7 separate regions of the Mus musculus genome follow, and all the other regions are linked to region 6. Evidence: chromatin loops called from intact Hi-C (ENCODE). Cell type or tissue: heart. All regions are shown on one strand. Region 1 overlaps Plpp3 (phospholipid phosphatase 3). Region 2 overlaps Plpp3 (phospholipid phosphatase 3). Region 3 has its middle 100 kb from the start of Gm40217. Region 4 holds the start of Plpp3 (phospholipid phosphatase 3). Region 5 overlaps Plpp3 (phospholipid phosphatase 3). Region 6 has its middle 190 kb from the start of Gm40217. Region 7 has its middle 190 kb from the start of Gm29922.

Region 1 (4,000 bases), 300 kb after region 6:
CTTGAAGACATGTGACCTGGCAGTGTCCCCTAATCCTTGCCGAGGTCCCTCTGATAACATATAAGAGATGAAATCTGAGTGTCACGGCAGGTCAGAAATGAAGGCAACCATTCTGTGCTGAAGAGACTGGGGCCCAAATATCCCACCCAGGCACACACACTCAGTCTTTGCCCAACGTTCTCTACCCCCATCCTCAACTCATTTCCCTCTTCCAACCTGTTTACACTTTTACCCTATGGAATCTTATAGGCTAACAAGTTCCAGATGTCCACTGCCACAGCCCCGATTGCTGACTCCTTCTGATTCTTTATTTATAAATCACACTCAGGTGTGTTTACGTGCAGGGAGTGGGGGTGGCCACTGAATAAGTATCAAGTACCCATGATGGGAGTCCTCCACTCACAGGGTGAATCTGGAGCAGGTCAACTTCTCTATCCGCAGAATCGTGACTTAGTACTTCCTAAGAGCGATGCCATTAACTCTCTTCTGACCCAGCTTCCTAACCAAGCAGAGGCAACAGGTCAGACAACAGTAGAGGAAGGTTTCTTGTAAGAACTACCTATAAGCTGGGAGCAGAACCAAGGCCCTGGGCACAATACCTGCCCTCGGATTGCTCCTGAGTTGCCAGGACCAGGCCACACTGACAAAGAAATCCTGGCTCAAGCCTCATGCAGTGTGATTTTCTGTGACAAGGCAAGTCCGTTGTACAGATGGGGATTCTGGGGCTCTCTGAAGGATGGGAGATGACCGAGGAGTAAAGTCCACTGTCTCTCAGTTCCAAGACATGGGCAGGCTACCAGCTTGTTAGTGCCACTCTTATCAAAACCATTTCCTATGGTGGAGGAGCAGTTGTGTCTCCAGGACAGCCTTGCTGAAGCCATTTAGCAGACGCAAGGCTCCGGGACCACATGGCTTCTGGAGCCGCCCTGACAGATTGCACAGTTAATGAGCAGCAAATTATGTATTTTCTCCATCCCTTGTACAGAAGGGTCGCGGAGTCGACAACACAGCCATAAATCATCATTATGAACCAGGGGACTGGGCTTCTTGTAATCCTAACCCTTAAAGGCTATTTAATGAAACTTGGGCCGCACCTCTGCAGGAGGGGCGAAGGCTTAAACCGCTCCCTGACATGTTACTCGCCTTCTCTGGAGTCTCAGATTTACTACTTTCGGACTTTATTCATTATTCACAATGTTTTCATTCCTGGGTCATAAAATGAGCACCCCACCCCTCCTCCAAAGGCTTGGTCCCCACCCCCAGGGCCTTCATTCCTGCCACAGTCAGCAAAGTTCTGATAAGTTTCACTTTGGGAAAAAAAATGTCTTCTATGTTGATCTCTGAAGCAGCTAGCAGCGGATCTGAGGGGTGTGGGGGGGATGGCTGGCTGCCAGGCCGGCAGAGAACTCTCCCCTACCTGCCTTTTAAGGAGCTTGGCCCAGAGTCTGGAAACTCATACAGAGGAAGGCATGGCAATTAAGCCACAAGGGGACAGAAAGGGACGGGTCCTGGCCGGCAAGCCAGTGGTTGGGAGGTTGTCTCCAACTGTAAGAGAGAGCCTCTTCCTGTCTTTTGTGGTGAAAAAGAGCCCAGCTACCCACATCTTTACAGATGTTCCATTCAGGAGGGGAAATGGAGAGGGTCTTTAGGCTAGCCTTCCTGGGGAGGAAGGAGCAGCAACCTGGGAGCCAGTAAGTCTCAGTCTCATCATTCTAGTCCTTTGCAGTCACATGACTTCACCTGTCTGGGCTTAGGTGGTCCCTTATAGAAAATAGCATTAATAATATCCACCTGGCAAGGCTGGCAAGGAATTCAATGGGCGATATGTCAAATGCCTGGCACTTTGAAAGGCTCATTTTGGTTTTGGTTGTTTTTTCTTCTTCTTCTTCTTCTTCTTGCACGATTAGGATGTGGGAAATATGCCGTGCCAGGGCAGAAGCAGAAAATACGTGTGTGGTGGTTTTGATTTTGATCTTTCCAGGAAACAAGATAGAAGAAAAGAAGCCCATTGCAGAAGGACCCCACCACTACCACCACCGCTGCCGCCACCACCACCATCGCCGCCACCACCACTCAGCTGCTGTGTTGTTTTAAACATTTTGCTCTATTTATAAATCACCCCAAGAAAAAGTCATATTTTTACACAGTATGTCCTAACAATTCCTCTTCTAAAAACTGAGACGTCTTCCCCGGGTGACTCTGAAGGGCTAACATCCCGATACTCGGTTCTGCTTTAATAATATTTACATAGAACTTTACAGCTTACAAAGCGCTTTTCCCTCTGTCGAGCTGTCTGTTTCTCACAGAGCCCTGCAGGTCATTCTGGGATTACTGACACACTTTCCAAGTGAGAGCAGTAAAGGCCAGAGAGGCCAGTGAGTCACTCTGAATTAAAGGAGGAGAAGGGCAGGACAGCTTGGCAGCCCCATCGCCGACACCTGCCCTTCTCCCTCCCTCCTGGGTTCTTCTTAATGGTACCAAGATAGCCGTTTCCTTGAAGTCCCAGAAGATAGCTGGTCTTTGAGTCCCAAATACAAAGGCATACAAGTAAGGTCTCTTGTAGTGGATCCATTGCAACCAGATCTTGGGAGCCAGTATTTAGCATTTAAATACAAGCAGCACCAGACCAACCCATACAGGTCTACTACTGAGTTTATTTGTATGTTTATGTCCTTGTTAGCTTTACCCTAACCCCCAGACCTCGCGCATGTGTATATGGGTTAACGAACTTCTTTGCGCCAGAAGAGATTCAGTCAACAAACATTTGGCGATGGAGAATTGTTTTTTCTTTTTCTTTTTTTTTTCTCAGTCTCAAGGCTAAGGGAAAATATAATAGGCTTGGGTTTTGCCTTTCAAGATGGAATCAGGAATGGAGCTGAATTTTCTCTGAAGCCAAATGTTCCATCTGTTAGAAGGAAATGGCCAGATCTTTACTTGAGTAGAATTAAGTGATTGGAAAATTCCCACTCAGCTGTCTCCAGCATTTTGGCACTTCAGTGCCATGCTGCCTGAGAAAGGCTATACGTCACAGACATTTCTCAGGCTACAGTGGTGGGTGTGACAACTCTGACTTCTAACACAGATGACAAAGAGGCCAGAGAGAGAAACCTCAGAAGCCAATTATGGCTGCAGCCATCAGTGGCTGCCCTGTGCCCACAGGTCTCCTGAAGAACATGGTTTGAAGTACAGTTATTTTCCCAAATGGCAAGCGCTCCCAGCCAAAGTCCTCCTTGAAGAGATACTCTGCCAGTTCATGCCAGTCTCCTGGCAGCTCTTTCCAGAGTGTTGCAGGCTGCCAACTTCACAGTCCTCTTTCATGTTGAATTTGTCAGGTTTCCTTGATATTGTACCACTGTGCGTTTCTTCCTATTTCCAAGCTACGCTCTCCGTTTCCAATGTCTCCACACCTGGCTTTTACTCTTTCGTAGAGTGGTATCCCTGGCTCTCTGCTGTGATTTTAGCTGCTTCAAATGCTCTGTGAAGATGAAATGATCTCCTAAGGACGAACGGGCCCCCTCCCATCAATCCTGTCCCTGGCCTCTGATAATTCACCCAAATGGACATAAAACTGATACTAGTAGATCAGAGTTTAAGATTTAACCCATCCCCACCCTCCCCCCAAGACAACTTTCACCCCTGTATTTCTAGTCTATGTGCCCCTAAACCTAACAACAAAAACCCAGACCCTTAAGACCCCTCCATTTCCCTACTCACCACCATCAGCAACTATCCACAGATCCCTTGTGTCATCTTTTTTCCCCCTCTAGTTCCTCTCATATTGCCACCACGAGGGTTCAGGCTTCATTCTTACCATAGTTAAAAAACTGACCCTGCTAACTTAGAACAATATTCTTGTTGCTCTCTAGCAATTAACTGAAGTGAAAATTCCTCACCACCAGAGACCTTGACAGTCATGCCCCGGTCTTCTTTGTCTACCTGAACTTCGTCCTCACCCTTTTCCCTGTTTCTCCAGCCAAACAGGTCTGCTTTGCAGTTCCTG
Region 2 (4,000 bases), 290 kb after region 6:
AAGCTGACTTCTGATCACAGCATTCTACAAGACAAAACTTGTGCTCACAGAGAAGAGGATTCACAGAACCTATTAAACGATTGCCATCTACTGATGGGATCCTGGAGCCCGAGGCTTTTGGGACACTAAGAAGAGACGACTCGGAATGAAGATTCAACGGCTTTAGTCACTGGGCTGGAAACATTTAACAGGCATCAGTTCAGGGCTCTGTATGAGTGCCAAGGACAAAGGGCTACTTACTATGCAGCAGGCCACCAGAGCTCCTTGGGCAAATCCTGCCAGGACATCGCTAGGATGATGCTTGTAGTCAGATACCCGTGACAATCCCGTGTAGAAGGCCATCATGAGCAAAGTGAACTGCAGGAGGGGGCGGAGCAGTCGGGCCCCGCGCCAGGTGAAGCGGGCCTGAAGGTAGAGCTGACAGAAAGAGAGAAAAACACCTTCAATGACTTCTCATTCACAGACACTAGACCACTAGGCTAGTGTGCTCCACATTCCTGCCAAATGGAACCATCTAGATGTGGTATGGTATACTGTGTACAGAGCACTTAACTCGGACACGATGCCCCATGGGGAAATGCTGATCTTCAGCTTTTATAGCATAAAATTTTGATTTTTCTTTTAAGAGATGAGCTATGGAGACTTGAATAAGATAGCACCCATGAATGTTTTTTTACATGCTGCTGGGCACACAGTAAGCATTTAATAAATATGACTTTCCCCTTACCCTCTGGATCTATACTACTTATAGATCAGTAACCAAGGCCAGAAAAGGCTTTGTTGTGGGATTGATGTCAATTTACTTTACACATTTGTGAGTTTTCTCGGGGATTACAGCTGCCTAGTCCCTAGGGACCAGCTGGTCACTGCAACAGCAAGGACATACCAATGAGGCTGCTCTGATGCTCTCAACAAGGGCATGTTTCTGCTTTGAAAGAAAGCAACTCTATCCAAGAGAAGTTTCTAAGTCACCAGGAGGAACCTGGACTCTGAATAATCAAAAGGAAGAAATGTAAACCAGCCAGACAATGCCAGAGAACTTTCAAGGGAAGAGATATTGCACTGGGTAGGGAAGAAGAGTAATCCTGAGGAAAAATGGAAGAAAATGACAAGGGGAAAAAAAAATACAACTCAGACACCTCCTCTGGCCCAAGGAAAATTGAAATGACGTCAGCTGGGTATTGTCCCCTCTGGAGTTATCTCGCTAGAGCTTCCGCTTTAACCTCTGGGCACAACCTACTTCCCAGGTTCCTGTGGGAACTTGGGAAATGAGGGGGAAGAATCAAGAGGAACAAGGGGGAACTTCCGTCTACAAATCAAAGCAGGGGAGAGGCCAGGACAAGGAAGAGCAGAAGGAGGGGCTGCTAGGCACAAGGCAGACCTGAGGTGGGGGCAAAGGCCGGACCTCCCTTCCAGGGACAATGGGACACTTTCCTTTTGGTGGTCAGGAAGGAGCATGCCAAGAGCCAGGGAGCCGGACTGAGGGGATGGAGAGTGGACGGACGGTCCCAGAGCACTTGAGCTACGCAGGAGCGATGTCTAGGACAGAGGCTTTAACTACCCACAGAAAACAGCAGGTGGCTCTACCATTATTTCAACCCAATGGGTGTAATAGGAAAAAAAAAAATCTAAAAACTAGTAAAACTAGTAAGAGTATACACTGTTGTTGGCTGCTAGTTTTTTCTCTTTTTTAATCAATGGCTTTCTCATCTATCAGCAATAACCAGTTAAAAATCTAAACGCAAAAATAACAACAATAAAAATCCCCACACACCACCACCCCAAAGGCAAAGACAATTAATACAAATGAATGTACCCAAAACTTCATGAAATAAGGGGCATAAAGGACACTTGGAATAGAGTTAGAATCTTCATTTATAAGAACAATGAATGTATATAAATTCAAGTAGAATTTAATGCACATTCTAGAATACCTGAAAAATAAAACTAGAAATTTCATTCTCAAGAAAAAAATCCCAGAGAACAGACCCATGGACGGGCATATGCTATGGCAGGTGTCAATGACAAAGAAACGGGAAGGCATCTCCACTCCGTGTACAATTATGGGCACAGTAAGCGTAGAGTGATGTTTTGAACAGACACTGTTAAAGGAGGTAGAGGGTGGCTAGGATCATTGCCAAAGGCAAAGGATGCTGGACTTCAACCATCAAGATAGAAGACATTTTAATGGAAGTTAAGGGAGACTGGTGGGGGCTGTGACTGCATAGGGTATATAGAGAAATATGGTTGAGAGGGCCTAGGGGGTCAGACCAGGGAACCTGCCTTCTGCTAGGCAGACTACGTTCTCTTGAGCTGTATTCCATGCAATACTAAGGGTCTCACAAGACTGGAGAACGCACTATACCAAGTCCTTAATATAAAATTACCAAAGGCTTTGAGTTCTTCGGGGGAAAGACCCACATAGCCTGAAATTACTCATTTTAGAGAATATCTTCCTATTAAAGGAAAAAAGCATTGGCAATTACAAAAATTGGTTTTAAGTAAAGCACTCAGTTTGATGAAAAACTAATCTACATGCTTTGTAAGGAGTATAGATAGGCAGGGTTGGGCTACCATAGGCACTGTAAATGTCAGAGCAACTCTAAAGCCTTTGGCCATGGGCTACTCCATTTATGCTTCAATACTTTGATATGATGAACCAAAAGATCCTGCCCTTAGCCCAGCATGGTATCTATAGTCCAAGCAGACATCCCAGGCAAGGGGATTGTGAGTTTGAGGCCTGTCTGGACTATAGTGTCTCTCTCACTATGGGGGTGGGAATGGTCTCTCAGCAACCCAAAACAAGTTCAAGGAAGAATGGACATTCTGGGTGCCCACTCAGGTTTGCCTTCTTCAGCTACTCTTGGTGATGGACAGGAGAGAGGTGGATAACAACAGAAAGAACACAGATTTTAATCAGAAAGCCCTCTGGAGCCTCTGGTTCCTCTCAGGTGAAGGAGAATAATAACCATGGCCTGAGAGGCAGCAGTACAGATGGTGGACTACACAGAGGGCCCGGACACAGAGGGCACAGCACAGCACACAACTCAGTAAGTACAAGCTTTGATTCTTACAAATAAAACACTTAATTAAAAAAGAATAAATATTTAGAATGCAAAAAAGTTTTTATTCTTGCTGGGCAGTGGTGGCGCAGGTCTTTAATCCCAGCACTTGGGAGACAGAGGCAGGCAGATTGCTGAGTTCGAGGCCAGCCTGGTCTACAGAGTGAGTTCCAGGATAGTCAGGGCTACGCAAAGAAACCCTGCCAGAGGGTGGAGGGAAGATTTTATTCTTTAACCACTTTTCTTTAAGTAGCTCTAAGAATTTTCAGTTTCCTTCACTGAAAAGAATCTACAGACCTTGGAAAGCGCTCGTGCAGAATCCCACCCTTTCCTTGCTTGCTGCCTGCCCACTTAGGTCACAGGCCTGGGAAGCCAGGGTGGGGCAGAGGAAGGGTGGGCTTCCCAACCGGACAAGGCTACATCTCCCCTGCCACTGACTCAGAGGCTTCAGGCTGGGGCTCCAGAAAAGAAAACTCTCTTAGAGGAGTGGAACTCAGGGAGGAGACAGGCATGAGAATAGCTCCAGGAAGAGAGCAAGGGAGTGCTTGTGAATGAGACCGCAGTATTGGCCATGGGAAAAGAATTCCTCACATGGAGTGGGACTGACAGCCAGCAGACCGACAGCCAGCACTGCCTCCATATCCATCAGGAACTGGAACACTGTGGAGCAAAGGGCTCGTGGTCAGGGATGACCCTGATGACCACGATGGGGACACTCCTTTGCCTTGACACATGGGTTATTCAATGACCGTGACAATCTTTCCAAAACCAATAAATTACTAAAGACCGACCTTGTGCAGCGACCTTCCACCCAGTGGCTGCTTTTGATCTGAAGTTAGTTAGGCAATGGCAGGAGGTAGGAGGCTTTGTGGCACCCCTACCAGCTCTACCACGAAATGGATGGGATCTTCCTGCTTAGCTCAGTTCACAAGCGCCAA
Region 3 (4,000 bases), 83 kb after region 6:
AGACTGTGTGACGCAACAGGAATGACTGTGAGCAAGAAGGAAAAGTCTCTCTGCATCCGTTAACTCAGGGGTCTGTCAAGGTGACATATGTGTCTCAGGGTGACAGACAGCTGACCAGCAAAGGACCTTACATCCTGGTGTCAACTCTGGAGCCAAACTGCCTGGGGCCAAATCAGGCCCTGCTGCTATGCTGTGTGGCACAGGGGAAGTTCACCTACCTGTCTGAGTTTCATTCCCCTGTCAATGGTGTGAGGCCAGTGTGACTGTGCTTGTGTCATGGGTTTGGTTTGAGAACATTTGTAGTGCATTGATAGTACAAATTGCTTAGGACAGTACCTGTGTGTGGCACATCATGTAAATATATGATATGAATGTAAATGTTAGGCATGATCAGGGAAATGTTTCTTTTTTTTTCCTATAAATAAAATTGCTTTTATTTTTTGAGAAGCTGCAGACTTAGTGACAAAATTATCAAAAGCTACAGAATTCCCAAGGATCTCCCCCATCCCACCCCTGCGGCCACATTATCTCCCCTGTTATCAGCATCCTGCATTGATACAGCATATATGTTACAGTTAACGCTGAGCCAGCATTGACACACTTCCTGACTGAAGTCTGTTCCTTACGTTAGGATTGTCTTTGTATTGTGCACTCTGTGGATTTTTTGACAACTAGGTGTCAGGCATCCGCCATTGCAATGTCTTCCAGAATAGTTTTATTGTCCCTTATTCTGGCCTCTTGACCCCTCACCCAACTACAGTCTGTCACCGACATTCATACTGTCTTTATGGTATGTCTACCAAGACATATGTCATCTTGTGAGAAACATATGGCATGGCACGCAGCATTGCAGATTGGCTTCTTTCTCTTAGCCGTATGCATTTACATTCCACCCCCACCCCCGTCTCCCATTGCTTAAGTTTTGATTAGGAGGAGAGGTCTTCACTCAAAGCTGAATGAGGGTTCTCTAAGGAAGCTGAGCGAAGAATCTTTGGCCCTTTGTTCTTGTGCTCTGGAGAGCTCTGCACCTTTGCCCTTAAAACTTGATTTCCTGCTCTAGAAAAAGTCCCACCCCTAAGGCATCTGGCCTCTCAACCGTGACCCTTTTAAAATGCAAATATTCTGAGATCCCTGTAGGAGTTTCAGGAGTGGACCCAGGGCGTTTTCCTGCAGGAAGAGGCCATCATCTGTCCCCATAGCCCCTTGCCTAGAGATGGGACTCTGGAGAGCGGAAAGCAGAAAGGTAGATGACAGGGAATTCCTTACCCACGTCTTCTAGCTGGAGGTTCAAATAGTTTCAGTGGTCACACTTCATGAAGCAAGAACAACCACAAAAATCAGAACACAGCAAAAGGTCTTGTAAATTTCATCCATGAACATACATGACTTGACCATATTTAATTTTTAGTGATAACTTTTACCAAAAAAATAGCAGTTAAAGATCCTCAGAACTTTTAATTTATCAGCACTTATTTATTTACTGAGCACCTAAGAATTTATGATCCTGTGCAAGTACAAAGTAGTGTGACCTCAAGATAAAGCAGATGGATACGTGTTTCTGCCCTGCTCCATCAAGGAAGGCTTCCCGGAACAATGGAACTTGATCATGGAGGTGGAGGATGACCTAGATGGGAACATGACACACTAGAGAGGACCTGGGTTGCTGACAGTGGGACTCTATTCTAGAAAGAGTGAGCAGCTCTGTTGGGCTCAGAAGAGGGCATTCTTTAGAAGTGGGGCCTGGGCACTCCCAGGTCTATGGCAGGAAGTATAGCCTGCAAGAACATGGAGCTGGGCACTCCAGTTCTGTAGCTAGGAACCATCGCCTTCGAGGATGTGGGCTAGGCACCCAACAGGACAGATTTCAGTTTACCTCTCTTCCCAGGCCCAGCCTTTCCTGAAGTGTAGTCCCTGAACCCTTGTCCCAAACCCCTGTTGTAAGTTCTTAGAGCATTTAAGGACTTCCTTCTTCCGGCCCGAGTCCTTGGCTGCTGTGATCTTCATTGTCCCCCTTAAGGAACAACTTTATTCTCATTTCTGAAGGTCAGACAATAGAATTCTTGTGAGAGGTCCTTCTCTGGAACCAGACAACAAGGCAACCTTGCCTCAGCCTGAGGAGGAGTGGGTGGGGCAGCATTTCCTTCCTGGAAATCAGTTTGCCTGCACTCTGGCTCCCCACCCTGCTGCTCTGACCACTGCCTTGTCCTGCCAGGACCCTATCCCCCCACCCCTACCCCCACCCCCATTCCTGATTACCCAGCAGCTACTCCTCAGCCCTGTCCTTGGTGACGGTTTTCCACATTAAAGGTCAGACTCTTGGGTGACTCAGCTGTTTTGTCAAACAGCTCCCCCATGCTTTCCAAGTCAGGGAAGGCTTGGGTCTGCAGAGACTACATAGAAATAAATCAGCAAACAGGTGCCTGTAAGCATAGTCTTTTAATCTGTCTTTCTCCTGACTGCCTTCATGTGTCTATGAACACACCATACACACACTCACACACACACACACACACACACACACACACACACACACACACACACACGGGAGGGGGAAAGAGGGTACTTGGTCCTCTTATTACTTGTGCTCACCCCACTACCTTCCCATTACTCATCATTCTTGACCCTGCTCCACCCCCACCCCCACCCCATGCCCCAGCCAGTTCTCACACCATCAGGGACCTGAAGGCTACCTGTGGTAGAATGAAAACACCAACACCTTGAAATCAGAAAGAGTTCAAATGACAGCTATAGCAACTGTTGTACTAATCTGTGTAAGGTATCACTCTCTCTCTCTCCTCTTCTCCCTCAGCCCAAGTCCAGAGATTTAAAGAAAAAGGAAAGACTTTCCCTGTGGATTGAACTACTCAGCTCATAAGTAACTTAGAACAGTGGCTGCAACAAAGTGTTATCATAGTGTATATGTCGGGTCGTCCCTTAAAGCCAGACTGCCCATGAAGACCATAAGGAGGCAGAGGGAAGAGAAAGGGCTCCTGCTTCAGTGGGAAGATAAAGAGAATTAATGGGTTTGACAAAATCTAGTCACTAGACTCCTATAAATCAATCTATCCTCCCTCTCTTCCTTTAATTAGCAAATTTCTCCACATGAACCAAATGGGAGAGTCCTGTCTTCCATGCACACTATGGGCTGAATTTCCCAGCCTTCTTTGAATCTAGCAGTGGCCATACAGTGGAACATAAATAAAGTAGGGGAAGACAGTCTCGTTCTCGGGTCACTTTCTAAACAGAGAAGCAGAGGAGGAGGAAGACGAGGAAGACAAGGAGGGGGAGAGGAAAAAGTTGTTCCCCTTGCTTTCTTTTGCTCTTCCCTTTAGCTAAGGATGGGTTGATAATTTCCTTGAAAGTAGACAGGGAAGCCACGTTTCATATGACAAACTTCTAGAGTGTTGCACGAGGGCAAAAGCACATCTGTTTGATTTAGGTCCTGTCGTTGAATGAGCCCAAAATAGCAGCGTAGTTAGCCTCCGACTCATTTCCAGTGAGACCTCCCCCAGTGGTTTTCAACAGATCAGCAAAGCTCTGTTTCCTTTGTTGCCTCTGGCCCGATTCTGACAATGTCTGTCTTACCTAAGACTGTGTCCCTTCCCACCTGGCCCTGGGTCTCCAGTCAGTCCTCACCCCAGCCCAGGACAATTTCAGGAGCAGTAACAAAACTTTCTACAGTAGGTACATGTTTCAAATTGTTACACTCCTAGCACAGTGTGCTGTCACTTCTATTAGCATGGAATATTGCCACTAAGGAGACCTAGATAACAAGAGCGCCCATCAGGGTAGCTTTTGCTCATTTTCTTCTTCAAATGTCTCATTTAGTTTTCGACACTTGATTGCAAATCATGCTCTAGTACCCAAAGAGTGTTCTTCTGGGACCATTTCAGGATCTTTTATGAGAGGCAGGAACCTGTTTCACAATGTCCCATCAAGACACACAATAGAGTAAGAAAGTCCCCCCAAAATAAAACTGAATCCCCTTGGGAAGTAAGAA
Region 4 (4,000 bases), 350 kb after region 6:
AAACTTGCATCTGTTCTAATAGTTGAGCTAGCGCCTCAACTTTGAGGGAGTGTAGCTCCACTGTGGCCCCCAAGCAAGACTGTGGCAGGCAGCCTTTCTTTCAGTGGCCTCCCGGCACAAGTCAGGGAGTGAGCTAGTTTAAAGCTGATGCCCGGGAAGCGGCCTATCAACTGGCACACAGTAGGCGCTCAACAAGTGATGTGCTCCTCGCTGCCCAGCACCTGGCCCGGTAGAGCCGCGTTCCACCCTCTGGGGCTTTCAGCCAAGCGAGTAGCGAGTGACAAGGCCGGCTAGCGCGACTGGCCCTGCAAGGCAGCGCGACGGAAGGGGTGGATGTTTACATGCAGCCGGGACGAGCAGCGCCACTCCGGCAGGAGCCTGCCTTGCTCGGAGACCGAGATGGGTCTCACTCGCATCTGACTCGGATACAGAGCAGAGAGCCACAGGTTTCCTCCATATCTTGGAGCTCGAGCTCACACCTTCCGAGGTGCTGGGCCGGACTCCCAGCTGGAGATCACCCCTAAGGAGGTGGTTCCAGCTGCCGCGAAAGCACAAGCACGCCCCAACTTGAATTCGCAGGCCGGGGATTGGGGGTCCGGGAGGGCGGGGAGCTCGCGGCCAGCACGGCGCCCGGGGGTGGGGGAGATGGCTGCGGGACCCTGGGGGCTGACAGCGCAGCGGGGCCCGGGGCCCGGAAGGGGTTGGGTGGGACCCGTGGGACTGCGCTCACCCATGAAGAGGCAGAAGAGGTCCAGGCAGATGAGCAGCACCCGCTTGCTGCCGCCCTTCCTCGGGTTGTTGTTGAGCGCCGGGCTGCCGCCGTTCTTACTCTCAGGGACGATCGCCTTGTCGTACTTGTAGCTTTGCATGGCGCTGGCTGCGGGGAGCCTCCCGGGGCGATGCGGGCCGCCGCTGCTCAGGAGCGGGTATGCGGGCTCGGGACGCGGCGGCGAGAGTGCAGCCCGGCGGAGTAGTTCCAACTGCAGACGCGGGTAGGTTTCCCCTCTGGGCGCCTCTGCTTTCCTCTCAACCCCAAACTGTTCGCTAGTCCAAGGGGAAGAGAGCCAAATCCCGAGCAGGAACTTTTGCAGAACTGTGCTGCCCCGGACGCGTCCGGCTGGCGTGCGTCTGCGTGCTGGAGTTTGCGAGTGGGCAGCGTCGGCGTCCCGCCACGATCCTCCGCAGCTACTTAATGAATGGAGCAGCGCGGAGCCCTGCAACTCCGCAGCGTCCTGCAGCTAGCTCTCCTCAGCGTCTGCCCAACTCCAACTCTGCCTCCTCCTCCTGCTCCTCCTCCTCCTGCTGCTGCCGCCCGGGCTGCCGCTGTGATCGCTCGGTTTGTTTTCTGAGCTTATATTTCACGAGCGCCTTTAAAAAGCGAGGGGGGAGGAGAAGGACCTCCTTACTTGGCTCCAACAAGATTCAGAAAGCACAGCCCCTTCCTTAAGCTGCCTAAAACGTAGGATAATTAAGGCCACATTTCCCCCACCCCTTTTCCAAAAAAAAAAAAAAAAAAAAAATCGTAAAAGAAAAAGTTGTTCTCAAACCAGAGAATCAGGGAGCCCCTAGCGTTCAGAAACTCCAAAGCATCACAAAAGGGGAGGAAAAAAAACATATAAATAAAATTTTTTTTTCTTGCTGGCCTTTGATTAGAGGTGGGGAGAGGATCGGTGGGAGGTCTATAATACTAAAATGCTTTCTTTATTTACTTGTTTATTTATTTACAAATTTCAGCCTTGAATTGGATTATCCTAAAAATTCAATTTTCAAGGAAAGCTAGGTTGGTTGTTGTTTTGCTTTTAACGCTCAGCACCGGATAATTGTGCTAGATTCCGAAGATCCTACGGTGTAAAAGACTCCGGGCTGGGCGGTGGTGGCGCACTCCTTTAATCCCAGCACTTGAGAGGCAGAGGCAGGCGGATTTCTGAGTTCAAGGTCAACCTAGTCTACCGAGTGAGTTCCAGGACAGCCAGGACTACACAGAAAAACCCTGTCTCGAACCTCCCCTCCACCCCCCCCCCCCCCGAAAAAAAAAGAGACTCCAGAGCCAGACCCCCTGTTCTAGAATCCTATGTCTCTGTGCCTTAATTTCCCCGCGAGTAAACTACAGACACCAAAATATTTCTCCCCAGGCAGTCATGGTGGAGATATAATTGATTCTTTCTCATGTGCTTCTGCAGCAAAGCTTGCACAACAGAGGAGCTCGGTGAGTTGAGCCAATACTACTAGTTCTGAACGTGGGTAACCAAAGCCAAGCCTGCCCGCCTCTTTCCTAGTCCAGCTGGCCTCCGGCATACCTGAGCATTATTGGCCTTGACTTTCAAGGAATCTGATGTTTCCCTTTGAATACTTTTTATATGGTTTTATATGATTTTTAAAGTTGATTACTTTTTTATGAGCTGGTTTTTTGTTTTTTGTTTTTTTTTCCTTCAAGAGAATCAACACTTGAAGGGTCAGGACCCTCCCTTACATTTTCCTTAGTATCAAGCTTGGAGCACAGTACATAGCATACAAATGCACATTTCTTCCAAGGGTCTTTATAATACAGAGGTGGAAATGGCTCAATGGTTCTAGCATTGTTGTTTGTTTGTTTGTTTGAGACAGGGTCTCTCTCTCTCTCTCTAGCCCTAATATGTCTTAGAACTCACTATGTAGACCAGGCTGGCCTCAGACTCACAGAGATAGATCTGCCTGCCTCTGCCTCTCGAGAGCTGGAATTAGATGCAGCTGGTTCTAGTTTTTATAAAAAGATTATTCTATCTAGTATTCTATATCAGTCTATACAGACTAGTGTTTTGCCTGCATGTATGTCTGTGTGCCATATGCTCGAAGCACTCACAAAGGCCAAGGAGGGCTGTTAGATCCCTACAACTGGAGTTACAGATGACTGGGAGCCACTGTGTGGGTGCTGGGAACCCAATCTGGGTCCTCTGCAAGAACACTAGTTGCTCTTAATCACGGAGCCATCTCCCCAGCTCCAAGTCCTAGCTTTTGGATGGATAGTACAAATGATATCCGACTGCCCTAGTGGGCCACTCCATAACTCTGTATCCCACCGCCAGCCCTCTTGAGTATCCCTTTTATTGCCTACCGCTTCGGTCCCACCCCTCTACCTACATCATAAACCTTCCTCCCCTCAACTAGCACACTGTTTCTCCTCCGGTGCACCCTGATCTTTCACCCCCTCTCCTTGTCCTGCTTGGTTCCAGCACAGGATTAATTTTACCTTCAATATTTCGCCTAGGCCACTCGTGCAACACTCAGTCTAACTTGGTGTCAGTTAACAAAAACTAGTCATTTGTGTAAATGGCCTTTGACGTGGGACCGTTGATTATCCTCAGTGAGCCTCTGTAGTGCTCAGGGTTTGAGGTATGCTGAATTAAGCCCACATTGGACCTAATTAACGATGAGACTGGCAAGGAAAGGCAAAGTCCTGTCTTCTGAAAGCAAGATGCACCAAGAAAGTGCTGGAGCGGACGTGTCAGCTGCCAATCAGAGGCATCCCGCCCATCAAAGGAGAGCAGGTGAGGCCCCTTGGCATCTAAGAGAAGTTCCTTGAAACCCCCTTCAGGAGAAGCAGCACAGCCTCACCTGGGAAAACAGCAGCAACAATGCGAAGCTAATGTTATAATTAACAGCACTCTAAAAGGAATTCTGGGTACCCGAGGTTCTTCCATGCTCACAATCCTCTTCTTCACGTGCAGAAACCTCCTTGAAATTCAATGTGCCAAATCTTCAGAATTCCAATCAGCACAGAAAGGCAGCTTCTGCCGCCTGCTCTAACCTGCCGCCCACCTTGGGTCCTCCAGCATCTGCGCTCCCACTTCCCACTCCGGCTTCATTCCCTTGCACAAGTGGCCATAACTTGCTGCTTCAAGGCCTGAACCCTGAAGCCTGTCTTAGAGATCTGAAGGAGCAGCAGTGAAAACCACTGCCCAAGACACAACTGAGTGGAGCTCAGCTAGTCCAACCTACCTGCTCCTCCTCCTCCTCTGGAAGA
Region 5 (4,000 bases), 280 kb after region 6:
CCAATGTTTGGCCATTCTGTGATCGGATGCAAGGGCGGAAGATGGTTTACTTACACAAACACCCTGGACAATATCACCCTTCCTCCAGCAGCAAGACTACACACAAACAAGGAGGCTCTAGGAATCCCACTCACACGATGCGGAGATAAGAAGCTCACAGTGTGAGGCCCCTTGCAATGCCTACTCTGTACTGCTCTCTGGCCACTGCCTACCTGTCTTCTACTTCCTTCTATCCAACCAGAGGTACTGGTCAGAAAGCTTTAGTCTTTAAAGTAAATGGACTTGTGTCTCAAATCCAAGCCTTGCCATTACTGGGGACACAATACCTAGCTCGGGAGTTACAGGGTACAAATGTGGGACAGTGCAGGGAAAAACTAAGTGTCAGCCATCATCAATGGCTGCTGCACTCACTGCCTAGTTATATAAAAATTACTTATTTTCTCTGTGGGAAGGCAAGTAAGAACTAGGAAAAGAAGAAAGGTAGGCACAGCAATATATGTCTTCAAACTCAACACTCAGAAGACTGAGGCAGGAGGATCAAGTTTAAAGCCAGTTTCTGCTATGTATGTAACAAAACAATGTCTCATGTATGTGTGTGTATGTGTGTGTGTGAGTGTACACATACATACATATGAGACTCATATACACATATGTACACAAATACATACATGAGAGAGAGCACACGTGAGTCTGCATGTGCAGACTCGAGCTGGTTACAGAGCCGAGTAGACAGGAGCTTTCTGTAAGGTAGATAGGATCTACTTGCAAAGGCCTACAATTTCTAGAGCTATCTTGAGGAGTGAGTCAGCATAGTGGCAAAAGTCTGTTTTTGATGTCTCATCATGAATCTTCACCTGCTGTGGAGAGAGATGGCAGCCACCCCTAGGGCACACACGGCCCCATCCTGCTGGGATGTAGCCTAGCAAGAGATCACTAAGACCCATGCAGACCAGAAGCCAGAATTCGGTCCTCAGCCCAGCTTCTGCTTCCACGGCAGTGGGTGGCTTAGTCAGCAAACGTTGCAAAGGCTTTTGGCTCGGAGCACATAGTGACAGCAAACTTGACTTGCAGTGCTCAGGAATCCTTGAGGGTTTCAACTCTGCAGACTAAGTAAGTGAGCCCCTTGAAGATAGGAATCACACCGATTACACACTGAGACTTTTAGAAACCCCACCACGTCTCCATACCAGCATGGGATGGATAACATAAAAGCAAGAGAATTTTAGAATCTCAGATGCAAAGGAAAACAAGAGCTGTCTGTCTGGTCAGGGATTTTGCCAAGTGCAGTCCCTTAACCCTCCTGTTTCAGAATCACCCGGACGCTTCGCAAGAGAGATGTCTGAGAATCTGTGGGTGGCCTGGAATGTGCACTTTACCCGACTTTGTAGCAATCTGTGGTATAGACTAAGTAGCCGAGAGAACAGCAGTGGACAGTATGGGAGGGCAATGGAGGGGCTCAAACCCTCTACCTCGGGGCCTCGAGGCTTGTATCCTGGACATAGTAGCTCCTTCAACTCCACGCTGGGATCCACCACAACTTCTCCCACCAGAGCTGCTCCCACCTCTCATTGGTCCCTCATTCTGTACAGTTAATAACCTTCCATTTTGCTGTTACAACACAGGCTTTGATGTGTGGTTCTCTAAATGCTCTATCATGCTTCCCTTTCTAGACTGTGAGCTACTCCAAGGCAAGGAGTTGTGCTGAGTCATTCTGGCCGCCTCCCGGGTGACTACAGACACCAGAGCTGCCTCTCTTCTGCCTACACTTGCAGAAGTGTGCCTTGGCCTAGGGATTTCCTTTCAGGTTTCTAGTGTTCCACACAGAGCTGTCTCTCAAATTGAGTAGAGAATCTTCTTTGGAGAAGAAAGCTCCAGGAACTGATGCACCCTCATGGCCTAGTAACAGTAAGGACTGTATAATGAATGACAAAGTATCTTTGGCAGCCTAGTCTTTTGACTCTAGGAGAGTTACTCAATTCGTAGTCATTGCTTTTTAGCCTCAATAAAAGGCTTTCGGTGGCTGCTGGCACCAGGAATTTGCCAGTGTCTGTGTTAGCCCTGTGCATCTGAAAGGGACAATGATGGGCTAGGATCATGCTGCTGTGTGATGCTCAGCCAGCAATTACAACCTGTTTCTCTTGATGCAGTACAGAATTGAACAATGTTTTCTAATCACCTACTTGCCTTGCATTTGTGTACAACTGGTACTTAAACAACAACAACAACAACAACAAACAGGACTAGAGAGATGGCTCAACAGTTAAAAGCACTTGCTGTTTGTCTGGGGACCCAGGTTCAGTGTTCAGCATCTATAATTGTCCTCCAGTTCCAGGTGATCTGACACCTTCTCCTGTCCTCTCAGGGCAGCAGGCACCCATACAGTACACAACAAACATGCAGGCAAAATACTCATACACATAAAATAAAACTTAAAAGTTAAGGATATCTCTATCTATCTATCTATCTATCTATCTATCTATCTATCTATCTATCTATCTATCTATCTATAGTGTACACTTGCTCTCTCTTGCAAAAGAGCAGAGTTTGGTTCTTGCCCTCACACCTGTGCCCACCCAGTGTCCAAGTTGGCTCCCACCATACCACTGTCTGGCTGTTAGGAAGTAACAAGAGCATCTATAGGTCACCACCAGCATTTAAAAAGATAAAAGAGAAAACGTTAGACAGGACCTGCCAACATGCCAACTAGCAAGCAGCAAGATACAACTGCCTCCTCTGGGTTTCGATTTCCTCCCTCTCAGCAAAGGAACAAAAATAAAAAAAAAAGAGAGAGATTCTTAATGAACTTTGCAAACTATGGAGTGCTGTAACGATACTGTTACCATCTCCTGATTTATGCCTTGGCTTCCTTTCCCTGCCACATCTACGTTCCTGCCGACCTGACAGTGGGGAACTAGGTAGCGAGGTCAGCTTTGGGCATTACTGTCAGACTTTTGTTCAGGGGATGTGGGTGTCATTTCTTCCATCCCTCTTGACTCTGGCAACACTGGACTACATCCAGAGGGAGCAGGTAAGAATCTCCTACTACAAGAGGAAAAAGTCTTACAAATTCCAGGGACAGAATGCAGGCTTGGTACTGCTGTTTTACCCCTGAAACAACACAGCGACCTGGAATTGGTTCTGACTCTGTGTGTGTGGACTTGGGTGTGTCCTGGGCTCTCCTCACTGAGCTTCCTCTCACAAGGCTGCCGTGGCCCGGCTCTTCCTCACGTGAGCATTCTTGCCCCTCACTCTTCCCAAGGTCACTGCTCTGGGCCAGAGACAAAGAATGCCCTCGCCCTTCCCTGCATCCTGGAGGAAGATAGCAGGCACAAAAGAGCAACTGCTAGTGGGGGGCCACACCCCCAGGAAGAGAAAACCAGGAAAGACTGCTGTGTGTTTATAAAACTTGGGAGCAGCTGCTTCCTCTGCAGAACCCATAGCCATGGGGGCCTGGCCCTCCTCTGACCCCTCTCAGTGCCCCCCTAATTTACCATCTGTTAGAGGGTCAGTAAGGAGGTGACCAGATATGCAAGTAGTCATCAGACAGGAAACCAACCGATGTCCGCCCCTCTGTCCCACTGCCTGGCTGAATCCAGGTAGAGGTTTGAATCTTTGGTAGGGAGAGCTGCAGAGCTGTGCAGGTAGGAAGAACAAGGGTCTGTGCAGCAGCATTTGGCTCTGTCTGTCTGTCTGTCTGTCTGTTCTGTGCACCTGGAGGTCTAGTCTCTGCAAATGAAAGATAACGCATGTGTGTTACCTCTTCTGGCTCTGGGTGTGTCTGGGCTGTGGCCTTCTGCTTTGTTCTTCTGTTCACATCCTGCAAAGGTGTGCCTTGGTGTGCTGTCCTGCCTGAGTTCTAGCATCTGTACTGAGTCCAAGGCACTGTGTAGACTGCGTTTCATCAGGTTCCAGAGTCTTCCCTTTCTGGAAAGCCTTCAGTGGGCAAGCAAACTAAACCCATACTCCCTGTGCACGCCACTTTTGCCTAGACAAATCTGCT
Region 6 (4,000 bases):
CTTATGATTGCTGTGTTTACTCAGCCCTCATTGTTTGCCAAGAGTGTCCTGGAACAACAAGAGCTGAAGAGGATCATACCCACAGGTGCCCTACCTGTCACCCACTGCAGTCCCAGGCTTGAAGAGAGAGGAAAAGGTGAACTGGATACCTCTCTCTATTTCCAGATGGCCAACACATCCTGCCACCATGGCTTCCCCACTATGATGGGCTGTACCCTTAATCCCATAGTCAAAACACTGTGTCTCTCAACTGCCTTGACTAGGGTACTGTCACAGCTGTAAGAGGAGTCCCTGGTGTATCTTGTAACCATCTCAAGTTAAATGTGTTTAAAAGCAAGATTAGTGGCACTCTCATACAAGCTGTTCCCCTTTGAATTTCTCACTTAAGAATGTCATTTACCAACAGATCTGGGAGATGGTAGGTCTAGAGATAGTGAGTTCAACCACTGTGGAATCCCTTGGCTTCCTACCGAACCTGCCCATGAAGCCTGGAGGTGGAATATTTTCTCACACTTATCTCACTCATTGGCCTTGCCAATAATTCAGACTGTATCTTCCACGGGCTTGTTAGTTCAAGGACCTTTTAGAAAATTTATTTTCTTAGACTTTGATGCCTTCAGAGGGCAAGGAACACACTCTCTATATAATATATTCTTAGTGGTCAAAACAGGTATAGCATAATGACACTCAGTTGAAATTTTCCTGCTTTTACTATAGCATGCTCACATAAGCTATGACTGACCACAGTTTATTCCTCTTCGTGGGACTACAAGCCCTTGGTTTGTCTTTGCTGTATTAGCACCTCACTCACCGCCCGATACATAAGAAGTATCAGGAAACTATGAATGAATGAATGAATGAATGAATGAATGAATGAAGAAATGGCACAGTAAACTAATGAATGGAGAACAAAGAAACAAAGGAAGCAATGGAGTTCTTTCCACTGGACAGCCCTGGAAAGCCCTGAGTAAGCCACCACCAGTGGAAGTTTAAACAAATACTCTCCCTCCTCCTCCCCATGTCACAACCCAGGCGAGACTCTAAAAGGAACCTTGAGAGCAGCCTGATGTTGAGTGAGAAATTCTCACCAACAATCAACAACCAGCTTGACCTTTCAAGTTCCCATCCTCTCTCCTCTCTTTATCGTTCTCATTTCCCACCTGGCCCATTATTTCAATAATGACTTCAAACGCCAAGTTTTGCTATTCAGGGCACTATGGAAATATGTTTTTCTCATCGGCTCTAATGAAATAGTTTCCACTGTCTGTTTCCCTTGCAGATAGCGATCACAGTCCGGCCGCAATAAAAAAGAAAGCCCAAACTCTTGACCGATATAGAATCTGAAACTTGTCCTTGGAAAGCAACACCCTAGGGGATTCTATCATAACTGCTCTGGACTCAGCCTGGCTGTTCCTGTTGAACACAAGGTATTTATTTGGAATGATCTGTTTCTGTGAACTGACTTCCCGATTCTTCACTCTAAGTCTTCCCAGAAAGCCAAAAGAAGATGACTTTGAAGAATGTCAGTCCCTTAAGACCTCCAGTGGAAGGCTTCCCAGGGTCTAACAATAGGATTTCAATGCCCCTATCTTCTTCTACCACCTCCTCTGGCTATATAGTCCTTCATCTTTTATTGCATTGTTGCCTGGGCACTTGCCTGTCTCAGGTTGGCTGACTGCATAAGCACGTCAAAACCTTCTCCCACCAGGCACAAGATAAATGGCCTTGGACAACTGCTTTACCTTTTGATTTCAGTATCCCACTTAATGCTTCATAGGATACTATGAATTACATAATATACCAGGTGCCCCACCGGAACAGGTTCCTGGCCAATTGGAGGAGCATGTGCTGTGCCTCCTTCTTGTCAGTATTTGATTTCTCTGAGCTCTTGGAGGATGATGCTAGCACAGAGTTTATAGCTGGGATGGCCTTGAGGGATAGCCCATTTCACATGTTTAATACATATACATGCTCACCTCAGCACACTCTCCCCCATATGTACACTAACCATATATATATATATATGTATATGTATGTATATGTATGTGCCACATAAATTATATGGATATCATATAAAACAGAAATGCAGATCACACTATGCAAAATATTACATGCATACCAGATTCACAAATACTATACTACACACACACACAATTCAATTTAACATACACACACTGGGAGGTGGGGTGTGGCAGGTATTTGGACATTTGCCAATTAAAGTTCCCAGAGTGACTTGTCCCCACTGCCCTTTGTTGTGATCCTAAAGAGGAAACAACTCCTGAGCTCCATCCAAAGGGATTGGGAGGAAATGCTTTAGGAAGCACAAAGAAAGGGGATGTGCTGTCCTTTTAAAGCTTGTGATCTTTGCTGAGACCCTGTTTTCAATCCTGGCTGATAGCAATCAGCAGCAACATACCTGGATCATTCACTCAAGATCGGGTACCGTTTAGCACACACTTAGGAGGCATTCAGGCCATCTAGCCAACCTCTGTGTGTTCAGCTGATAATCAGTCTGGGGCAAGCAAGCAGTTATCCTAGCTGATCTCTGCCACCACTTCAGCTTTGCTCCTGAGCAGTAGACTAGCTACAAGCTGACACTGACCAGACACTGACTGACCAAGGAGCCTGTATCTACCTTGCTGTACTTTACCAACAAATGTCTCAAAACTAACAGTTAGCCTCCATTGATCTGGGGTGTGGACCTTTATTCCATTTCATCCACCTGTAAATGTGGCTACTATCTGTGTTGTTAAGGTTTGACACCTTCCAACAGCCTACTGACTGTCTAAGGTCCATGTGATGCTTAGTGCCCTCGGCTCTAAATCAGTTCAGTAACAGCTTTGTTATTCAAAATGCACAGATTTCTAGAGAGGCCAAACCAGCTGTTTCCTTCCAGCCCAAGCTTAGTCATTTGTTAATTGAATTCAACCTAACAATTTCCCCACAGAGCCATTTACCATCAGGATAGGACATAGCCACTCCAGCCTCGGAGATGTGAGGAGGTGATGGAGTCCATGATGTCAGGCAAGTAGAATTTCAGTGATTTCATTAAAAAGAAGCACTGTCTCCTTTGTCATGTCTGAGTTGTGCAGCTAATAATTAAAATCTAGCTCTTCGTGCTTTAGATATTATAACGGAAACGTGTGTATTAATGGCAAGAATAGAACTCCAGAGTCCAAGCCAGGGTGAGTCTTCAAAAGAACTGTCCAATGGGATCAGCATCTTCTACCCTGTGTTGCACCTTGGTGCTGGATCAGATGACCTCCAAGCGCCTTCCCCTCTTTATTTCATGTTCTTAGCAGTTAAACTAAGTTGTGTTTATTATCTCGTTAGTTATTTACAGTGGCCTGGAAGATTTTCACTTTTATTTCCCAAATATGGAAGTTATGGATCACATAAGTATCTCACTAAATATCTCATAGCCCACAGTGGCAAAGGCAGAACACGGAGACTGCCCCATGCTCAGGACACCACACTGGCTTGCCTTCAGCCATCCCACGAGTGTCTGCAATTTGATAACGGTAGACTTCCAGGGGATGGCTTGAGACTTTCTGGTCCATGTGTCAGAAAAGATTAGGGATATCTCTTGTAGGTATAGGCTTGACTGCAGAACTTCCCGCTGGTCAGAAGATGACAGCTGGTCAGCTCACCCTTAAGTACTGGATGTCACTTTCTCAAGGTGGCCTTCCTTATACCCTTGACTCTGGGTCCCACTATCACATGTTACTTCAGTGTCTTGTTCTTTGTACTTTACAGTACCATATTCAAAGTAAGGCTCCCTAATTGTTCTTCCCGTGGATGAGCCCTGAGCTTCCTAAAGGTAAGGATGACAGGCAGTACAGCTTCTAGCACTGGAACAAAAGGATCAATTACCCTGTCTCATGGGAAAGTCTCTATAGTGTAGAGACTATGAGCCAATCAGTCAGAAAGAAATATCCCAGAGTTAGCTAGAACATGCCCACAAAAGAGAATAACAGTTGGTCAGATTCCATTGGCTGCT
Region 7 (4,000 bases), 150 kb before region 6:
TCAAGTTTTCCCTTTCAGATATAATATTAAGTATCAAACTAAGAGGTCATTCATATTAAATGATTGATGGATATAATGTTGGATCTAACAGAGCTCATTAAAGGAGGAAAGAAAACTTACAGCAGGGATAGTGTGCCCTTCTAATGAAGCATTGCAGTCAAAACAGAATTCACAATGGAGCTGTAGGATGTGATGCTGTGTTACCTGAAGTTTGTTGCTAAGGATGGCCCTGCCCTTGCCTCATGAAGTAAGATACTATTCAAATATGTATACTTTGTAGGGCTAGTACAATAACCTCATTATACTTAAATACTATATTAAATCTGAAGAAGTGTCTTATTTTTATCTTGGAGAACACAATTTGAGAATTTCTGCTTTGCATATGGTCTTAAATCTCTTCACCAGACTGTGAGTCCTTGAAGCTTGCAGATTAAGTATGTGTCCTATGGTGGTTTGCATGATACATAATTAAATATCATAGACTCTGGCATTTGAATACTTGGTCTTTGATTGATGGCATTGTTTTGGAAGACTTAGGGGGTGTGGCCTTGGTGGAGGAAGTATGTTACCAGAAGTGGGTTTTGAGATTTCAAAACTTTAAACTGTTCTCGGTTTATTCTCTGCTTCCTGATCACAGTTCAAGATGTTGGCCCCAGTATCCTGCTCCAGCCTGCTCCTTGGTGCTGTGATAAGAACTCTTATTCCCCAAGAATCATAAGTTCAGACAAACCCTTCTTTCTATGAGTTTCCTTGGTCATAGTGCTTTCTCACAACAATAGAAAAAGTCACTCTATAGCTTAGTAAATGTCCCTGAAGTTGTCTGATTGTGTATAGTTGGTTGAACTTTATTGAGAGAATTAAAAATCATCTATTTCCGGGGCATTTAAATAAAAGATTAAAAAATAAGGTTCCTTTCCATAAACATTGAAACAAAAAGTTTAAGAAAAGCATTTAAGTGGGCTGTTCCTTGTTCTTACTAAAAGAAAATTCCATTGTGTTATTTTCTCCTAAGAGCTAGAATTGATGTCTTCTTTATTCCTTGGTGATATGTCTAGGTGCTTCGATTCTAAATGAGTTCTCTCATCTTTTGAATGGGCATTTTCACTTATCTATCCTGTCTTATCTTAGACTTCACTTCCAATTCTATCACACCCAAGACTGGGTTTTGGTAGCTTTCCATGGGTCCCATAGGCTCCATTCACTGCCTCATAACTTTAAAACTGGCTAAATTGACTTCCATGAGAAAACAACTACACACCCATTTAACATTAGATTCCTTGAACCAACTATGTGCTCAGAAAATATTTCTTGCTGAGGAATTGGGGGAATCAAAGGGGCTCAGAGGATGAAGTACTTGTTGTACACTTCTGATGACCTGAGTTTGATTCCTGGAACCTACATAAAAGTGGAAAGAGAAAACCAAACTATCTATGTAAAATTGTCTTCTAACCTCCACATATAAATTGTGGCATGAACACACACACTCACACACACACATCATATAACATACAATAATAATGATGATAATAACAAATAAAAATTAAAATAATTATATAAAGATGAATGGGTGTTTTCCCAAGACAGCTAAAAGCATACATAGAGGGCCACAAAAAACCAAACTCGTCCTTATTATTGTCAGTGATGTGGGATATGAAATAACTTGCAGAGAAATCTGCTTTGGCCATCACTGTTGCCTGTTGATCCCATCTGCCTACTCAGCCCCGCCCCTTCTCCCATTACACTCCCATGGAACCTTCCTGAATCTGACCTCATGCAGGCAGGGCTGGGGGGTGGGTGCCTTTTAGCCTCACTAACCTAATTGTTCCTCATTTCCTGCCTATAAATGGTGCAAGGTGTGGAGCTGCACCTCCCAGTGTCCCAATCTCAATCATTTGTCTGCATTAATCGACACTAATGGCTTTTACAAATGTAAGTCTTTAAGCTTTAGTAAGTTACATGTGTTTGAGGAAACCATTGAAAGGAGGCAAACTCACTGATCCTGGAACTTCCAAGGAAACGTTCTCAGACGTCTTGAAGGCAGGGGCAGGGCCCAGCATTCCAAAGCCGGGTGCCTTTGCTCCCAGATCTCCTGAGAGAGTAAGTTGTTATTATTAATAAAGTGTGACTTTTCCCAAATGAAAGAACAAAGCCCTGTATGTTCCCAACTGGGTAGAAAAGACAAGCACAATGAAATTTCAATTACATCAGGTTTTCAATACCAGAAACTGTACATTTAACTTACTTGTGTTTTTATATTCTTTTTATATCTGTTTTTACATTATTTTAAGTATTAGATAAAAGCGTAAATATATTTCTGCCCTCTAGCTCCCAGCTATAATACTAGCAGCATCTCCCATCTTGTCAGTAATTTTTATAATTGTAGTCATTCTTATATACCATATGTTCTGTTTTTCATGTTGTAGTATCAATACATTTTTACTCAATATTCTACTTTAGATAACTTTCAACATGATTAAAATTCTGGTGAACTAGTGTCTCTTATTTTAGTACATTTAGTTTTATATTCTTAACTGTTCCTGTACTAAAATGTTTAAATACAAGATATATAACATATGTTATTAAAGTACATAAATATATTTATAAAATATGCATGTAATATATCGTAAGTTTATATATTTATGTACATATTATATACATATAAATATATAAAATAAATTTATATATTATATACAAATTATATTTCTACATATATTAAGATGTATAAAGTCTATTTTAAATATAAGATATAATTAAAAAATAATTTAAAAGTAACAAAAGGACAAAAATATTCACAACTCATATGGAAGACTGGGAATTGATCACTCACCTTGGCATATAGTAGTGGGAAAATTTCAAGGGTCCTCACTAAAAGGTTGTGTCAGAATAGAAATCTAACAACATATTACTACTTTGAAGTGTCATTGCAAAAATGATTACTCAGCGCAACTGAGAGCATACCCAGCTGTACTTTCCTCTACATAGATTCCCCACATGTGCAGAAGCAGAAGCTCATGTGTAGGTACTTCACTTCCAAGTGACTTCTAGAAGAAAGAGTGGCATACAGCCAAGGAAGTGCACAGAGGAACTCAACAAAAGGAGCTCATCCCATTGAAGAAAAGCAACCCTTCATCTTACCAGAACTCCCACGGCCAAAATCCACACTTCCATCTCCAACATCTCTAACGATTTCCTCATACCTAGCCAATACATGGGTGCATTCTTGGTGGACCTCATCCTAGAGGGATAGGAGAGCTTGTTGCCTTTAATGCATAAACCTTGGTGACTCTTGCCTTGTGACTATTGTGACCATGCATGGAAGTATCAAGGATCACTTTGGTGAATCCCCTAGGTTTCTGGTATATTGTGCCTTGTTTCCACTCTATAGCAACAAGCCTGGTGCCTCTACATATCCAGAGTCCGTTATCCTCATCAGGATAAACTGAGGTCTTTGTCTGTTGGTGAATGATAAAGGGTGCTTGTGACAAAATGGAAACACAGTTTGAAGCTTAGTGGAAATCTTCCAGTGTCTCTTGATAGAAGTATGCTCCAAATTGGAAGTTAGGATGTTGACGATAAGAGTCCAGAACATGGTTTTCTCAACCTGGGGACCGTGACCTTTTTAGCAACCCTCTATCTCCAAAAATACTATGTAACAATCATAACAGTAGCAAAATTACAGTTATGAAGTAGCAACGAAAATAATTCTATGGTGTGTGGGGGGAATCACCACAGCGTGAGGAACTGTATTAAAGGGTCGCAGCAGTAGGAAGGTTGAGGACCACTGGTCTAGAAATGAACACTCAGAAACACCATCCAACCAACACGACCTGGGACCACTTTGTAGGCAGCTACCTTAATCAGAGATCCCCAGAATGGGACCAGAGACAAAATTAATTTAGGAAGTGACTCTAGGGAGGAAGGACAAGTGACAGGAGGAAATGTCTACATGAGGACACTTGGTGAAACTGGCCACTGCCTCAATGAACGGGTATTTAATAAA

What was found. A loop is a pair of places that touch in the nucleus more often than their neighbours do. Peaks named below come from ENCODE experiments on the same cell type or tissue, not always from the same donor. Only the 100,000 strongest peaks of a DNase experiment are listed, where the experiment ranks them.
Region 1: it touches region 6 in a loop (2.5-fold over the local background); 5 of 42 quality-filtered maps call a loop at or near these places.
Region 2: it touches region 6 in a loop (2.7-fold over the local background); 6 of 42 quality-filtered maps call a loop at or near these places.
Region 3: a loop joins it to region 6, with 8 times the contacts of the local background. A loop is called at or near these places in 7 of 42 quality-filtered maps.
Region 4: a loop joins it to region 6, with 6 times the contacts of the local background. A loop is called at or near these places in 6 of 42 quality-filtered maps.
Region 5: it touches region 6 in a loop (2.6-fold over the local background); 4 of 42 quality-filtered maps call a loop at or near these places.
Region 7: a loop joins it to region 6, with 15 times the contacts of the local background. A loop is called at or near these places in 3 of 42 quality-filtered maps.

Annotation. Positions count from the first base shown.
Region 1 is chr4:105,202,649-105,206,648 of GRCm38, reverse strand. The region is part of intron 2 of Plpp3 (phospholipid phosphatase 3); the gene reads right to left. Among named protein-coding and RNA genes, the nearest start is that of Plpp3, 47 kb to the right of the region's middle. In heart, CTCF peaks have their summits at 1,502 (motif pointing right) and 2,330; a DNase peak (open chromatin) is centred at 1,408; H3K27ac peaks cover 2,030 bases.
Region 2 is chr4:105,215,745-105,219,744 of GRCm38, reverse strand. Plpp3 (phospholipid phosphatase 3) reads right to left here. Exons shown (of 6, transcript NM_080555.2): 5 at 241-417. Among named protein-coding and RNA genes, the nearest start is that of Plpp3, 60 kb to the right of the region's middle. In heart, a CTCF peak has its summit at 1,573 (motif pointing right); DNase peaks (open chromatin) are centred at 1,324 and 3,504; H3K27ac peaks cover 858 bases.
Region 3 is chr4:105,422,131-105,426,130 of GRCm38, reverse strand. No RefSeq gene overlaps it. Among named protein-coding and RNA genes, the nearest start is that of Gm40217, 100 kb to the right of the region's middle. In heart, a CTCF peak has its summit at 2,357; a DNase peak (open chromatin) is centred at 2,090; H3K27ac peaks cover 290 bases.
Region 4 is chr4:105,154,694-105,158,693 of GRCm38, reverse strand. It overlaps Plpp3 (phospholipid phosphatase 3), which reads right to left and starts at 1,347. Exons shown (of 6, transcript NM_080555.2): 1 at 731-1,347. The coding sequence starts at 869. It overlaps Gm29838 (a long non-coding RNA gene), which reads left to right and starts at 2,023. Exons shown (of 2, transcript XR_376486.3): 1 at 2,023-4,000. In heart, CTCF peaks have their summits at 364 and 1,573; DNase peaks (open chromatin) are centred at 233 and 1,313; H3K4me3 peaks cover 1,968 bases; H3K27ac peaks cover 1,481 bases; H3K27me3 peaks cover 589 bases.
Region 5 is chr4:105,223,462-105,227,461 of GRCm38, reverse strand. The region is part of intron 5 of Plpp3 (phospholipid phosphatase 3); the gene reads right to left. Among named protein-coding and RNA genes, the nearest start is that of Plpp3, 68 kb to the right of the region's middle. In heart, no CTCF peak of the experiment used is centred here; DNase peaks (open chromatin) are centred at 1,701 and 3,311; H3K27ac peaks cover 1,020 bases.
Region 6 is chr4:105,504,670-105,508,669 of GRCm38, reverse strand. No RefSeq gene overlaps it. Among named protein-coding and RNA genes, the nearest start is that of Gm40217, 190 kb to the right of the region's middle. In heart, a CTCF peak has its summit at 2,290; DNase peaks (open chromatin) are centred at 1,199 and 2,309.
Region 7 is chr4:105,656,608-105,660,607 of GRCm38, reverse strand. No RefSeq gene overlaps it. Among named protein-coding and RNA genes, the nearest start is that of Gm29922, 190 kb to the left of the region's middle. In heart, no CTCF peak of the experiment used is centred here; a DNase peak (open chromatin) is centred at 1,747.